Regions from separate parts of the Homo sapiens genome. Here region 1 is linked to region 2. The links are chromatin loops, found by intact Hi-C in ENCODE. Cell type or tissue: ovary. All regions are shown on one strand.

Region 1 (8,000 bases), 270 kb before region 2:
ACCTCACTTCAGTTATCAGCTCACTCATTCCTTAAATATGGAGAGCCCTATGCTAGGTGCCAGGGGACGGGAACAGATAGTTCCTGCCCTCATGTGGTTCATAGAGCCCTGGAAGAAAAAGCCAATAAGCAAAGGAGTCTATAATTACAAGTTGTGGCAGGTGCTATGAAGAAAAAGGAGGAAATGACAGAATAATGGTGGTAGGGGAGGGAGGATTCCTTAGCTGCAGAAATCAGGGAAGGCCTCTCAGGAAGTGACTTTTAAGCTGAAAACTAAGGGATGAGAAGGAGCCAGCTATAATGTAGAGCAAAGAGTATGTGTGTGGAATGTTCTGGAAAGAGGGAACAGTGGATGCAAAGGCCCTAAAGTGGGAATGAGCTTGGCACATTAGAAAAAAAAATAACCAAGGCCTGGGCGGCTCTGGTGTAGCAGGCATGGGGAAAGAGTAGTAAGGGTGGAAGCTAGGCCAGATACATACTGAGCGCAGTGGCTCAATCTTGTAATCCCAGCACTCTGGGGGGCCGAGGCGGGTGGATCACTTGAGGTCAGGAGTTTGAGACCAGCCTGGCCAACATGGTGAAACCCCGGCTCCACTAAAAATACAAAAATTAGCTGGGCATGGTGATGTGTGCCTCTAATTCCAGCTACTTGGGAGGCTGAGGCATGACAGTCACTTGAACCCACAAGGTGGAGGTTGCAGTGAGCCGAGATCGCGCCACAGCACTCCAGCCTGGGTGACAGAGTGAGACTCTGTCTCAAAAGAAAAAAAAAAAAAAAGGAAGATATGTGGGGCTCTACTAGCCTGGGGAGAAGCTTGGGTTTTACCCTAAGGACTATGGGAGGTCACTACTCGAGAGGCTATTTTTGTTTGTTTTTGAGATGGAGTTTCGCTCTTGTTGCCCAGGCTGGAGTGCAATGGCACAATCCTGGCTCACTGCACCCTCCGCTTCCTGGGTTCAAGCGACTCTCTTGCCTCAGCCTCTCCAGTAGCTGTGATTACAGGCACATGCCACCATGCCTGAGTAATTTTGTATTTTTAGTAGAAACAGGGTTTCAGCATATTGGCCAGGCTGGTCTCGAACTCCTGACCCCAGGTGATCTACCTGCCTCAGCCTCCCAAAGTGCTGGGATTACAGGTGTGAGCCACCGCACCCAGCCCACTACTAGAGAGTTTTAAGCAAGAATGTGAAACCATCTGTTCTGTGTGTTATTGTTGTTGTTTGAGACAGGGTCTGGCTCTGTCACCCCAGCTGGAGTGCAGTGGCACCATCTCAGCTCACTGAAACCTCTGCCTCCCTGCAACCTCTGCCTCCCAGGCTCAAGCCATCCTCCCACCTCAGCTCAGCTTCCTGAGTAGTTGAGACTACAGGCATGCCCCACTACACCTGGCTAATTTTTGTATTTTTTGTAGAGATGGGATTTCGCCATGTTGCCCAGGCTGGTCTCAAACTCCTGACCTCAAGTGATCCACTCACCTCAGCCTCCCAAAGCGCTGGGATTACAGGCATGAGCCACTGCGCCCGGCCTGTTTTGTGTTTTAAAATGATCCCTCTGGCTACTGTCTGGAGACAAACTGGAGGACGATAAGAGTGGAGGTAGGAGAGAACTGAAAGCTCACTATTTGCTGGTGGCTATGGACAAGTCAGTCAAGTCATGCACCTCACCTTCCTCATTCTAGTAATGGAACTAATCCCTAACTGGTGGGATAGGGGTACAAGGATTCCATGAGGTGATGTGCACCCAGTGCACTGTAGGTACTCACTCCAAGTTATTTCTATTCCTTTTCCACCTTGACCAGGGCTGAGACCCTCTTCCATCCCATAGCTCCCTCCTCTGAGTGTTATTAGCTGTGAACCCAGGTCCCTAAATGGCCTAAAGGTCCTAGGTGTTTGTGAACAGTAAAGAAATAGTCTTTACTTTACCTTGACCTCATGCTGTACTCACAATATGTTTTTTAAAGTTTATTCATTCAATTTTTTTAGTACCTGCTACTATGCACTAGGACTATAACCCCTTTAAAAGTCTATGTGATAATATTAAAAACTGACCATTTTATTGTTCTGTTTAAAATACGTGGTTCACTGATGCCAACATAATAAACATCTAAGCTCCTTGTGGTGTTTAAAGACCTTCATGATCCACAGTCCCATCTTTTGTGTAAATAAGAAACCAAATATATAGATAAAATGATGATATATGCAAGAAATGTTTATAAATTATTACAGAAGTTACTCTTGGGAAAGGATACTGAAGATGGGAATGAGATGGGGTGGGAGTTTTTTTGGTTTGAAATTTTTACCACTTATATCTATTTCCTTTTTAGAAATCAATACATAAACCGGGAGTGCTCGTGCATGCCTGTAAGCCCAGCTATTCAGAAGGCTGAGGCAGGAGATCACTTGAGTCTAGAAGTTCAAAGCTGCAGTATGATTGCAATATGAATAGCCACTGCACTCCAGGCTGGGCAACATAGATAGACCCTGTCTCTAAAAAAAATTAACACATATATTTTGAAATGAAAAGGAAAAATTACAGGGAGATAGGAATGGGAAAGGGGACTTTTTTATTCTTCCTCACTATTGCTTTTTTTTTTTTTATCATGAACATGTAATTTTTGTTTTTGTTTTTGTTTTTGAGACAGAGTCTCACTCTGTCGCCCAGGCTGGAGTGCAGTGGCGCAATCTCGGCTCACTGCAACCTCCATCTCCCAGGTTCAAGTGATTCTCCTGCCTCAGTCTCCTGAGTAGCTGGGATTACAGGCACATGCCACCACGCCTAGCTAATTTTTTATATTTTTAGTAGAGGCAGGGTCTCACCATGTTGGCCAGTCTGGTCTTGAACTCCTGACCTCAGGTGATCTGCCTGCCTCAGCCTCCCAAAGTGTTGGGATTACAGGCATAAGCCACCGCACCCTGCTGTTTTTAAACTTTATTTTCAAAAAAAGGTTATCTTCTGAGACTCTCCCTCACTTCATAATGCTTGCCTCTAACCCTCAACATCAGCATCACAGAGTCTGTAAATAAAACTGGAATTCATCCAAACAAACAGACGTTAAACACCCACTGTAGGCACAGAACTCTCCTTGGCCCCTAGAAATGTCTTGTTGTTGTTGTTGTTGTTGTTGCTGTTGCTGTTGTTGTTAATAGAGACAAGGTCTTGCTATGTTCCCCAGGCTGTTCTCAAACTCCTGAGCTCAAACAATCATCCCGCCTCAGCCTCCCAAAGTGTTGGGATTACAGGCGTGAGCCACAGCACCCGGCATTAGAAGTTTCAAAAGAAGTGTGGGAAAGGGTTTTGAACTTATATTTATTGATGCTGACTACATATTAAGCATTTTACATATATTCCTTTATTGAAGTGTTCCCAAGACTTTATGAAATAAGTCCCACTCTCGCCACTTTACAGATGAGAAAACTAAGACCAAGAAAGGTGATATTGCCCATCTCAGGTCATAAAATGAGTAAGTGGGCCAGGTTTGGTGGCTCACGTCTGTAATCTCAGCACTTTGGGAGGCCGAGGTGGGAGGATTGTTTGAGCCCAGGTATTCAAGACCAGCCTGGGCAACATAGCAAGACTCCTGTCTCTACAAAAAAATTTTTTTAATTAGCCAGGAATGGTGGTGTGCACCTGTTGTCCCAACTACTCGAAAGGCTGAGGTAAGAGCATCACTTCAGCCTGGTAGTTCGAGGCTGCAGTGAGCCACTGCCCACCAGCCTGGGCGACAGGGTGAAACCCTATCTCAAAAAATTTAAAGTAAAATATAAAATAAAATAAAATGAATAAGTGGCAGGACCAAGAGTCTGTGTAACTAGAAAGCCTCCTTCCCATTGCTCCACATGGCATCAAGAGCCATTTCTACCCTCAGAAACCAACCTTACAAGCTAATTTTTGTTGCTATTTCTTGGTACTTATTGCTTTGTTTTTGAGAGATAATCTTCCTGCCAGGCTGGAATGCAGTGGCGCAATCTCGGCTCACTGCAACCTCCGCCTTTGGGTTCAAGCATTTCTCATGCCTCAGCCTCCCAAGAAGCTGGAATTATAGGCATGCACCACCATGCCCAGCTAATTTTTGTATTTTTAGTAGAGATGGGGCTTCACCATGTTGGCCATGAGGCTGGTCTCAAACTCCTGGCCTCAAGCAATCCGCCCGCCTTGGCCTCCCAAAGTGTTGGCATTACAGGCGTGAGCCACTGTGCCCGGCCCTAGGTATGGTTTAATTTGTTTTCTCCAGTCAGATATAAGGATCCAGGAGGTAAAGGTGACATGTCCCTATCATAGCTATTCAAGACTCTCTACTCCACCAGTCCATCATAAAGTTATTGATTTATACAATAAAAATATTTACTGAGTACCTACTATGTGCACTGTGGAACAGCTAGGGCAATAACAGTGTTGATTTTACTGATAGGGAAGAGCAACAGCAGGATACTGGAAAAAGATTAATTTGCAACCAGAAGGAATAAGTCTTTTGGGAGAAAGATGACAAGTTCAATTTTGGTTATTATAAATTTGTGGGACACCATAAGAAGCTGTCTGGAGGCAGTTGGCCTAGTAGATATCTAATTTTTACCTTCAGGGCTCATCCCTGGTATCTGCTTGGATACCACTTCTCATTCAATTTTCTTTTAAGGAACATTCTCTCTCCTCTCTCAGCCAACTCCCTCATCCCTGACCAAAGTATATAACTCAGACTTGGCCAGTCAGAACAGGTACCTCTGTGCAGTAACAGGCAATGTGAACAAAGCCAGGCCAATAAGACCCAAACTTTGTTATTTTGCTGGAACTACTGGGAAAGAGAAAGGCTCCTCTTTCTATTACACTTAAGTTGCTAAGTTGGTAGGATGTAAGCCTGTAGCTGCTGGGGGCATCTTGCCCCTAATAAAATGGGAGGCCTTCTGCCAATGAAGCCCACCAAAAGAAGGCAGAGCAAAAGATGGAGAAAAGTCCATTCCTTTTTAGGTACCTTAATCCAGCTATGCCTGAAACCCCATATCCCTGGACTTTTCAGTTATGCTACCCAGTAAAATTCTCTTTTTGGATGTAGCTCAGTTAAACTGGGTTTATAACAAAATAATCCTGAACAAAATTGATTATACAAGTCCAGAGTTTAGGAGAGTGATCTTGGCTAGAGGCTAGGGTCATCCCTGGCTTGTTGTTTATTCCCTTAAGGGGAGAATCACTAAAATAAATAAATAAATAAATATATATATATATAAAATTTTGAAACAGTGTCTCACTCTGTTGCCCAGGCTGGAGTACAGTGGTATAATCTCAGCTCACTGCAGCCTCAACCTTCAGGGCTCAAGCCATCTGCCCACCTCAGCCTCCCGAGTAGCTGGGACTACAGACAGGCATGCACCACCACACCTGGCTAATTTTTGTATTTTTTCTAGAGACAGGGTTTCACCATGTTGCCCCGGCTGGTTCTGAATTCCTGAGCTCAAGCAATCTGCCCACCTTAGCCTCCCAAAATGCTGGGATTACAGGTGTATGCCACTATGCCCGGCAGAATCACCAAAGATGTCTGAACCAGGGAGTGACATGACCAGAAGCGATGGATGGATTGGGGTGGGGACTGGGCAAGAGGGAGGAGGCAGGAGGAGTAGCTAGAAGCCTATAAATAATATTGATAAGAGAGGTTGGTGGCTTAGTCTACAGTGGTGATGACAGGGATGATGAGTAGGAATTTGGAAGATACTTAGGAGGGGTGCAGAGAGCACTTGATCACCATTTGGAAATGAGAAGAAAAGGAGGAGTCCAGCATGCCATTCATTATTGGGAGACTGGGTGACTGGCAGTGTCATTAATGGAGAATGGCAGTGGAGGAAGAGCAGGTGCATGGGGAAGGGATATGATGAGTTCAAAATAGAACATGCTATAGATGAGGCACTTGCAGGACATCTGGAGACACAGGCCTGGGAGAGAAAGGAACACAAGGGCTTGGAGCTCAGAAGAAAGAAAGTATTTCCCAACCTTGGAATGATCACTGTCTAGCTCTCTTTCCCACAGAGCCTGATGTGGGGTGCCTGGCACTTGGGTTTAGGGAATGGCAGGCTAGAGGCTAGCTGGGCACAACCAAGGTCCTGGCTAAGAGGATGGTGCTGTGCCACTAGATGGTACCACCAGGTTGAGAACACAGGAGGCCATGTCAGCCTGTAGTCTGGTCCAGGTGAACCGAGGAAGCCTTGGGGCTTGGAAGTAGGATTGGGAGATATGGCATTCAAATGATTACACTGAAATGATGGCAACACACAAACCTGACACATAAATTTGGCATAAGGTATAAACTCCCAGAAGCTCAGATGACTAGGATCTCTGCTGGATTTCCATACAGGGGTGAGGGCAGAGCCTGTATTGAACTTCCCAAAATACTCCCTGAGGTTTTGGAACTTGCTCTCTCCTACCATTCTTTCATCCTCTCTCCTACCATTCTTTCATCCTGAGATCTTCTCTCTCATGCATTTATTCATTCAACAATTATTGAGTGCCCAATAAATAAATAGAGATGAGGGTTTTTTTTGTTGTTGTTGTTTGTTTGTTTTTTTGAGACAGAGTCTCACTCTGTTGCCCAGGCTGGAGTGCAATGGCGCGATCTTCGCTCACTGCAACCTCTGCCTCAGCCTCCTGAGTAGCTGGGGTTACAGACACCTGCCACCAGGCCTGGCTAATTTTTTTTTTTTGTATTTTTAGTAGAGATGGGGTTTTGTCATGTTGGCCAGGCTGTTTTTGAACTCCTGACCTCAGGTGATCCACCCGCCTCAGCATCCCAAAGTGCTGGGATTACAGGTGTGAGCCACCACACCGGCCAGTGTATTTTGTTTTGTTTTTTGTTTTTTGTTTCTTTTTGAGACTGAGTCTCACTCTGTCACCCAGGCTGGAGTGCAGTGGAGTGATCTCGGCTCACTGTAACCTCTGCCTCCCCAGTTCGAGTGATTCTCCTGCCTCAGCCTCCCGAGTAGCTAGGATTACAGGCACCCACCACCATGCCCAGCTAATTTTTGTATTTTTAGTAGAGATGGGGTTTCACCATGTTGGCCAGGCAGGTCTTGAACTCCTGACCTCAAGTGATCCACCCACCTCAGGCATGAGCCACCGCGCCCGGCCTATGGATAAGGTCTTGATGCTGGAGAAAGGAGAGTGAACAAAACAATCATGATCCCTGCCCTCATGGGGCTTACAGACAGGGAGTAATCAGATAATTGCACAAATAAATAATCATAGATTTTGGTAAATGCTAAGACATTTACAGAGGGCCAGAAGAAAACATGTCAGGCAGTTCCAATCTCTAGGTCAAGAGAGACAGGCATTCTCTGTTGAGCTGGAAGAGGAAACTAAGGCCCAGGACAGGGTAGGTGTGCCTGTTGTCGCTTGGTGAGTCAGGGCTGTATTAGGACCAGAAGTCTCACTCCTGACTACTGAATAAAAGGCCTAGCTTCAGGCTGATATCCATCATGACACATCTTCCCACTCCTCTCCCTGCTACCTCCTGATTCCACTCCCTTTGGAAAATAAGTTTTGATCCGCAGCCCTGACATTTGACGCCCATAAACCTCTAAACTCCATCTTCATTATCTCCTCACCCCCACCCCATACAGAGTGCAGTCCAGTCAGGTTGGCAAGGGCTGCTGGTCAGGGCCAGATGACCAGAAAGTGTAGAGGAGGAGAGAATTTGGGGCTTTCAGGCTGGGAGCAGCTAGGGAAGGGCCAAGCCGGAAAAGCAGCATCTGCCAGGCTGGTAAGAGACAAGGCTCAAGTGCAGGCACTGCGAGGAAGCGAGAGTGAGGTAGAAGGATGCTCTAATGCCAGGAAGTGACGTGCAGGGACAGAGGGATGGGGGATGAAGGATGAAGAATGGAGGGGAGGATGAAGCTGGGCCACATGGCTAGGAGGAAGAGCAGCAGGGAAGGAATGCACAGAGAGCTCTTTGCCCCCAGGTCTCTTCCAATCCCTGTCTCCTCCTTCTCTTACCCCCACTTCTCACAATTCCAGCAGAGGGCTGA
Region 2 (8,000 bases):
TGCCATGTGCAATGGCCAGGAGATAAGAAATCCAGGGCTACATACACAGAATGCAGCACGCTTCAGTTGGCTTTTGCAAGAAGGCATCAAGTGCTGTAGTGGGCATGAAGTGGGCAGTGTAAGTCCATAGTGACTCTGAATTCAGAACTGATTCTGCAGGCACTCAGGCCAGGCGTGGTGGCTCACACCTGTGATCCCAACACTTTGGGAGGCCAAGGCGGGCAGATCACCTGAGGTCCGGAGTTTGAGACCAGCCTGGCCAACATGGTGAAACCCCGTTTCTACTAAAAATACAAAAATTAGCTGGATGTGATGGTGTGCGCCTGTAGTCCACACCATCACATGCCCAGCTACTCAGGAGGCTGAGGCATGAGAATCACTTGAACCTGGGAGGCAGAGGTTGCAGTGAGCCTAGATTGTGCCACTGCACTCCAGCCTGGGAGATGGAGCAAGACTCTGTCTCAAAAAAAAGTTTTTAAACAAATCACACATCAGCAAGAAAAATGAGGGGAAAAGCTCCCTTACTCTGCCATTTTTACCTAGGAACATGGCCATGAGCTTCTTATCCTGAAGCAGGATGGCTCCTTTCACCAAGTACTCAAAGTAGGAGTCCACGCCAGCCCCGATGCCTGCGTCCTGGGCCACCCACTTGCCAGTGAGCACATCAATGTGGTTGCCGACCTGAGAGAGAGAAAGACACACGGTCCCAACGGGAAGGCCGATGGCCAAAGAAGGATCTACTCACCCCCAACCCTGACTGCCCAGGGAGATGCAGGGCAGGTGCCCCAGTGCTTCTTGGGAAACATGCAGACCCTGAGAGGGAAGGGCAATGCTGGATCATGGCCAGCCTTCCTGTACATCTGCATAGTAGAGATGCATCTCATGCACATTTATGAGGACTTAATTATACACATTGAGCAAAAAATGAAAAAGAAAAATGATTTGGAGTGTTTATGTCCTGCCTAGAGTGAGTGTGAGATGGGAGATGAGAATTTGCTGTTGCCGCAATCTGTCTGATTTCTCAGCACCCAGCATGTGATTCCACTATCTGAAGACACAGACGTGCTTTACGTATTTCCATAAATTAACTCAATAAGAACATCCACCAAGAAGCTGACAGAGTGGTTCTAAGGAGAGAAACCGAATAGCTGGAGACAGGGGCAAAAGGGGACTTCACCAATGTCACTGAGTACCCTTTTTTGTATCCTTTGACTTTTTTTTTTTTAATTGTTCAGTCTCTGTAGAGACTGTGAAAAATTGGCAATGCCGGCCAGGCGCGGTGGCTCATGCCTATAATCCCAGCACGTTGGGAGGCTGAGGGGGGCAAAATCACTGGAGGTCAGAAGTCCGAGACCAACTTGGCCAACATGGTAAAACCCTGTCTCTAATAAAAACACAAAAATTAGCCAGGCATGGTGGTGTGTGCCTATAATCCCAGCTACTCAGGAGGCAGAGGCATGAGAATCACTTGAACCCAAGAGGGGGAGGTTGCAGTGAGCCGAGATCGTGCCACTGCACTCCAGCCTGGGCGACAGGGGGAGACTCTGTCTCAAAAAAATAAACAAAGATACGTATTTTTCTATTTTATTGTATTTATTTTATTTTTTGTATTTTTAGTAGAGACATGGTTTCTCCCTGTTGGTCAGGCTGGTCTCGAACTCCCGACCTCAGGTGATACGCCTGCCTTGGCCTCCCAAAGTGCTGGGATTACAGGCGTGAGCCACTGCGCCCAGCCAAATATATGTATTTTTCATATGGCTTAGACCCTCATGGAAGCTGGTAACTTCATCTGGTACTCAAAGAAATAGCTAACTGTTCCGCGTTGGTTTGTGTCCCCCCAGGAGCACAACCTCATTCTGCCTGAAAGTAGTTGATTTGGAAGGTAAGTCCTTGTAAACACCAGTAGAGGAGGGGGAAGTGAGGCAGGGCAAGGGAGGCGGCATTTAAGGGGTATGCCATCAGGCAGGTTTCCACCATGGGAACTGGAGTTCAATCTTGCTGGGGAGCTTAGGAATTCAGTGTAGAGCTCCAGCTTCGGAGTGATCCCACCCAAGGGGCAGGGAACTGGAATGTTTATCCACCAACTCCCATCAGTATCAGTTACCGGCTTGAGAGCTACTCATGGGTAGCATTAAATCCTGGTACCCTCAGCCAAAGGCAAGCAGAGTGGCTCCAGGCACCAGAGGAGACCCACAGGCAAAGAGGCGCAGGTGATGGCAGTTGGAAGACTGGCCAGTGTGCATGGAAATGTTAAGAGTTGAGAGGATATGGGCATGGCACCAACAGAGTCTACTACGGTCCCACTGCTGGAGCAAAACCTGCCTGAGATGGACTAAGGGATTTACTACAGGTCTCCAGCGGGGCACCTTTTTTTTTTTTTTGAGATGGAGTTTCGCTCTTGTTGCCCAGGCTGGAATGCAATGGCGCGATCTCGGCTCATCCCAACCTCCACCTCCCAGGTTCAGGCAATTCTCCTGCCTCAGCCTCCCAAGTAGCTGGGATTACAGGCATGCACCACCACGCCCGGCTAATTTTGTATTTTTTAGTAGAGATGGGGTTTCTCCATGTTGGTCAGGCTGGTCTCGAACTCCCAATCTCAGGTGATCCGCCCGCCTCAGTCTCCCAAAGTGCTGGAATTACAGGCGTGAGCCACCGCACCCAGCCTTAGGGGGGCACCTTCTTAAGGGATTTTCGGGGAGTCCTCACACAAGCTTTACTTTTCAAGCTGGATTAGCACCAGACTGCATAAAATGTGCCTAGACCTAAATGCAGTCTTCCTAAGTCAGAGTGACTCAGCAAAGTTGGTATTAATATATTAACGTTACTGCTGAAGTAACTGAGGACCAGAGAGGTTGAGTGACTTGCTCAGGGTCACACAGTTTCGATGTAGCAAGGCCAGGGCTTGAATCCAGTTCTGACTAAATCCAGTGTTATGTCCTGGATGGCTTTGGCTCAATTACTGTTAATCTTATTGATTATCCCATTTAGAAGCTGAAACTGACCTTAGAGATCATCTGGTCCAAAGTGTGTTCAATTTCCATGGGTTAATAGTACTGGAAGATAAAGGGAAGCTCTGGTGTTAAATAAGTTTGGGAAATGTTAAATTAAACAAAGTTGAATAGATTTCTTTACTAGAGGATTTTTATTCTGCTCATGTGCATTCTGACTCTCCAAAAAAGGGGGGGATATTATATCTAATATTCCCCTAACTTAATTGGCCAAGACTCATTTTTTCATGCAACTGCCACTCAGTATCTCTCAGAACCGGTGTCCTAAGAAACACAGCAAATACAGATAGACGCTAAAAATGAAGGCCGGACGAGCTGATGATCTGAAGCCGTCAAGTGAGTCAGGGGCATGAAACATACGACCCTCTTCCTAGAAATCAGAGAATCTCAACTGGTCAAAGCTGAATGCAGCCCCTGCTGCCTGCCAGAAACGTGCTTTCCCACTCTCCTCCCCACTCCAAGCCAAACTTGAATTGGAGGCTTGGTCTATTTTTGGTGTCCTGAGCCCAAATCCTGGACCACTCCCAAGGTCACCCTAAGTTTTCCTTGGCTTGACTGCAACTTATTGCTCAGAGCCCTGGGCCTCGTAAGCAGGGACTCAAACAGGAAGGGCAGCAGCGAACCTACCAGCCCGATATCTGACCGGCTCTCCCAGAGGCGCATCAAAGCCACTCTGGCCACATCTTCGAACACCGGGTCACCAGTGAGGCTGCTCAGGGTGGCAAATTCAACAATGAAGGTCCCAATCCCTGCCGTACAGGTGACAGGGGTCTCTCCTGGGTTCACGCCATGAAGTAAGTTCACTGTTCCATATGGCATGCCAGTGGGGGTCTGAAAGGCTGAACAATCGACAAATTATGATCCCGGACAGGAGCAGGGGGATAGGGATAGTTCTGATACACGCCCAAAGCCTGGGACCTTAGCCAGCACTTCCCTCTTTCTCCTGGGTATCCTGCTAGAGTCTGAGCCAGAGAAAGATAAATGTCATAACTGGAGGGCCCTGAGCAGCCACCCAGCCCAGATGCTGTCAAACACTGCTCTGCATAACCTTGGGTTCCTGCTCATCATGAGGGGGCAGGGAGCAGGCTGTGCTCCACACACACTCGCTTTAGCTAGAGAGCTTTACCTATTTTTATTTATTTTACACTACGCCTTCAAAGCCCAGGCAGGTAACTTATTGTGATGCAGGCAGGGTTTAAGCCACAGAAAGTGGTGGGGCTTGTGGCACAATGACAAGAGTAAGCCCCGTTCAAAGCCATTCATAGACTTTTGGCTCACGCCTATAATCCCAGCACTCTGGGTGGCCAAGGCAGGCAGATCACTTGAGGCCAGGAGTTCGAGACCAGCCTGGCCAACATGGTGAAACCCTATTTCTACTAAAAATACAAAAATTAGGCAAGCGTGGTGGTGCACGCCTGTAATTCTGGCTATCTGGGAGACTGAGGCACGAGAATCGTTTGAACCCAAGAGGCGTGGGCTGCAGTGAGCTGAGATTGCACCACTGCACTCCAGCCTGGGTGACAGAGCGAGACCCTGTCTCAAAATAATAATAATAATAAACAAAGCCATTCATAGACTTTAAATAAAGATCTCTGCTTTAAATAAAGAGTATAGGGGCTAAATTATTTTTAAAGGGAAGCAAAATAGGATATAAACCACTAAACCACGGATATAGTATGACCCTCGATTTATAGGTAGGGAAAACCATGCCTGTAAAGAAGTAATTCAGCCACAGGTCACACAGAGAGAGTCAAACAGAGCTGGGATGGGAACGCCTCCCCTGTGCCCACCCCAGCCCCAGTCCAGTTCTCTGCCCGCCCCACCCAAGTGGCACCCAAGTGCCTTCTGGTTCAAGACGAGAACTGGACAACCAGCCAGAGGCAGAGATTTCCTCTCTGGGCCTAAAGGTCAAACAACTCCAGAGCAGCCTATGCGTCACCAAACTGTGAACAAAGGTGTCGACACTTCCAAGAACCACAGGGTCTAGCAACTGTGTCTGCCACAGACAAGAAACTTGCAATCTGGCAGGCACCAGCGGGAGAGCAAGTCACAACCAGGAAGGGCTCTAAGCAATATTTCAGAAAAAGTCAGGCTGTAATAAAAAGAAGAGGAGTGACAAAATCCTGTTTCTTGACCTTTTTTTATAAAATGACCAATGACCAAAAATAATTAAATTATAAAGGAGGAGCAGCTAGGCAGAGTTTCCAGAGTTTCCTCCAGGGATGAATCACACAGGACACAATGTCTGCAAGGAGACGCTCAAGCCATGAGCCATGAGCCATGAGTGAGACCTGAACCTAGCTCACCCGCTATCCTCAGCTCTCCCCCAAAGGAGAGGCAAGTGCTATGTGAGAAGGATAAAGAGGCCGGGTGTGGTGGCTCACGCCTGTAATCCCAACACTTTGGGAGTCCAAGGCAGATGGATCACTTGATCCCGGGAGTTCAAGACCAGCCTGGGCAACATGGTGAAACCCCATCTCTACAAAAAAAAATTTAGCCATGCATGGTGGCATCTGCCTGTAATCCCAGCTACTCAGGAGGCTGAGGTGGGAGAATCAACTGAGCCCAGAAGTTCGAGAGGCTGCAGTGAGCCATGATCACGCCACTGCACTCCAGCCTGGGCGACAGAGCAAGACCCTGTCTGAAAAAAAAAAAAAAAAAAAAATTAAGAAAGAAAAGGGATAAATAAGTGAGATGGCCAAGAGGTGATGGAAAGCACAGTGTGACGTGTCTGGGTGTGAACAGTCCTCAGAGCCTCCACCACACCCTGAAGGGAACACAGTGTACAGTTGATGCTACTGAGCCTGGTGTTACTGCCCCACTAGACAAAAACATGGAGGCTTGACCTGCAGCCCTGGACACAGCTTAGCCACAAAACAAATCCCTCTCGTTTTAAAAGTGTTGGACGTTCTCTAAGCAGTTTCTCCTTCCTGACCTCATTTTAGCCTCTCCAAAACCCGATGTGGTAGGGAAGTAGAAATTATGATTCTCATTTGATAGATGGGGAAACCAAACTGTGGAGAGAGGCCAGACACAGTGGCTCATGCCTGTAATCCCAGCACTTTGGGAGGCCGAGGCAGCCAGATCACTTGAGGTCAAGAGTTTGAGACCAGCCTGATCAACGTGGCGAAACTTCATCTCTACTAAAAAATACAAAAATTAGCTGGGCATGGTGGCAGGCGCCTGTAATCCCAGCTACTCAAGAGGCTGAAGCAAAAGAATTGCTTGAACCCAGGAGGCGGTGGTTACAGTGACTTGAGATTGTGCCACTGCACTCCAGCCTGGGCGACAGAACAAGACTCCATCACAAACAAACAAACAACAAACTATGAAGAGAAAGAGTGGCTTGGTCACGATGTTGGCTGGCAGAGCTGAGTCTAGAATCCAGGGCTGCTAATGCTCACACCAACACCCTTCCCTGGGCCCCTGTTACTCCAGCAGTGTGTGGAATAACTGTAGTACCTGGAAGGGGACAAATGGGCTCATTCAAAATAAGGGTAATGGCCTTCCACCCACCAGGCTGGCCACCTTCAACCATCCCCTGCAAACAATAATGAGGTCAACTCATCCATCCGGGTCAGGGCCCCAGCAGGCCCTTAAAATGCCCAGGACACTCCTGATTTCCATGGTGGGTGCCTGGTGGGTAGAAAGACCAAATACACCTGGTGAGAAATACCAGGAATTAATTCAGCACTGCCACTCTCATCTTCAGCAAGGGAAGCAGGACCTACTGGACTTCGTCTCTGCCCCATCTCTGTGTGGGTCTTACCTGGGAGGAGTTTTCGGGCCGCCTCCTCAGCCATTCTCAGGAGAGGCCCGGAACAGGGCCATCCAGCCTCTACTTCCACCCCAGCCTTCTTGGAGAGCAGATGAGCAGACAGGAGTCCTCCTACCACTACAGATGGCACAGAAAGCAAATGGCACAGTCCAAAGGGAAAGACCAAGGGATCAAGGATCTTTCCCCTGTGCGAGTTAAACATAAACACTCTATTGTGGGGCGCATGTTCTCAGGACCTCCTGAAGCTATTTCACGGGTAAAAACAAACAAACAAAAACCTCACTCTGTTGGGGTGGCTCACTGGGAAGGAGCTAGAGCCACCCAGCGAAAAAAGAGTCCCTTAATCCCACATATTTCTATGGTGTTAAGTTTATGGGGTTTTCTTCTCTTGGTTCATCACAGGAACAGTGGCTATTTTTTGTAAGTCCCTATTGTGTACCAAGCACTAAGTACTACTGTCCCCTCTTCGTATGAAGATACTGAGGTTCCATGAGATAAAGTGACTTGCCCCAGGTCACCCATCTAGTAGGTGGTAGGGCTGAGTATCTTTGATTCCAAAGCCCATGCTCATTCCATTTGTCACTCTGTCTGTCTCCCAGTCACCTGTCATACCTGGGGGGAAGGGGTAATGATGGTTATTACCTTTATTTTACTAATTTATCTATTTCAACTTATTATGCAATATGTAGAACTTTTTTTTTTTTTTTTTGAGACGGAGTCTCGCTCTGTCACCTAGGCTGGAGTGCAGTGGCGCGATTTCGGCTCACTGCAAGCTCCGCCTCCCAGGTTCACGCCGTTCTCCTGCCTCAGCCTCCCGAGTAGCTGGGACTACAGGAGCTCACCACCATGCCCGGCTAATTTTTTTGGATTTTTTTTTTGTAGACACGGTGTTTCACTGTGCTAGCCAGGATGGTCTCGATCTCCTGACCTCATGATCCACCTGCCTCAGCCTCCCAAAGTGCTGGATTTACAGGCATGAGCCACCGCACCCGGCCTACTTAGAACTTTTAAAAAGACACAAAGGTTCTTGGAAATACAGCTAAATAGATATCCTGAGTGGCCCTCTCAATGAAAATAACTGGTGACCCTAAGTTTCAAAATTCCCCTCCTCCCTGCAGAGGGGGAATAGGAGACCAAGGTCAGACCTGCCCCAAGTGGAAGTCTGATAAAAGGTCCCTATGCAGGCCAGGCATGGTGGCTCACATCTGTAATCC

Evidence for each region. Peaks named below come from ENCODE experiments on the same cell type or tissue, not always from the same donor. Only the 100,000 strongest peaks of a DNase experiment are listed, where the experiment ranks them.
Region 1: it touches region 2 in a loop (5-fold over the local background); 16 of 110 quality-filtered maps call a loop at or near these places.

The regions. Positions count from the first base shown.
Region 1 is chr20:34,863,964-34,871,963 of GRCh38, forward strand. The region is part of intron 1 of GGT7 (gamma-glutamyltransferase 7); the gene reads right to left. Among named protein-coding and RNA genes, the nearest start is that of GGT7, 4.9 kb to the right of the region's middle. In ovary, no CTCF peak of the experiment used is centred here; no DNase peak of the experiment used is centred here.
Region 2 is chr20:35,131,103-35,139,102 of GRCh38, forward strand. It overlaps MMP24-AS1-EDEM2 (MMP24-AS1-EDEM2 readthrough), which reads right to left. Exons shown (of 15, transcript NM_001355008.2): 9 at 6,778-6,903; 10 at 3,636-3,847; 11 at 540-681. It overlaps EDEM2 (ER degradation enhancing alpha-mannosidase like protein 2), which reads right to left. Exons shown (of 11, transcript NM_018217.3): 5 at 6,778-6,903; 6 at 3,636-3,847; 7 at 540-681. Among named protein-coding and RNA genes, the nearest start is that of EDEM2, 12 kb to the right of the region's middle. RefSeq lists an enhancer at 2,270-3,469. In ovary, no CTCF peak of the experiment used is centred here; a DNase peak (open chromatin) is centred at 3,600; H3K27ac peaks cover 993 bases.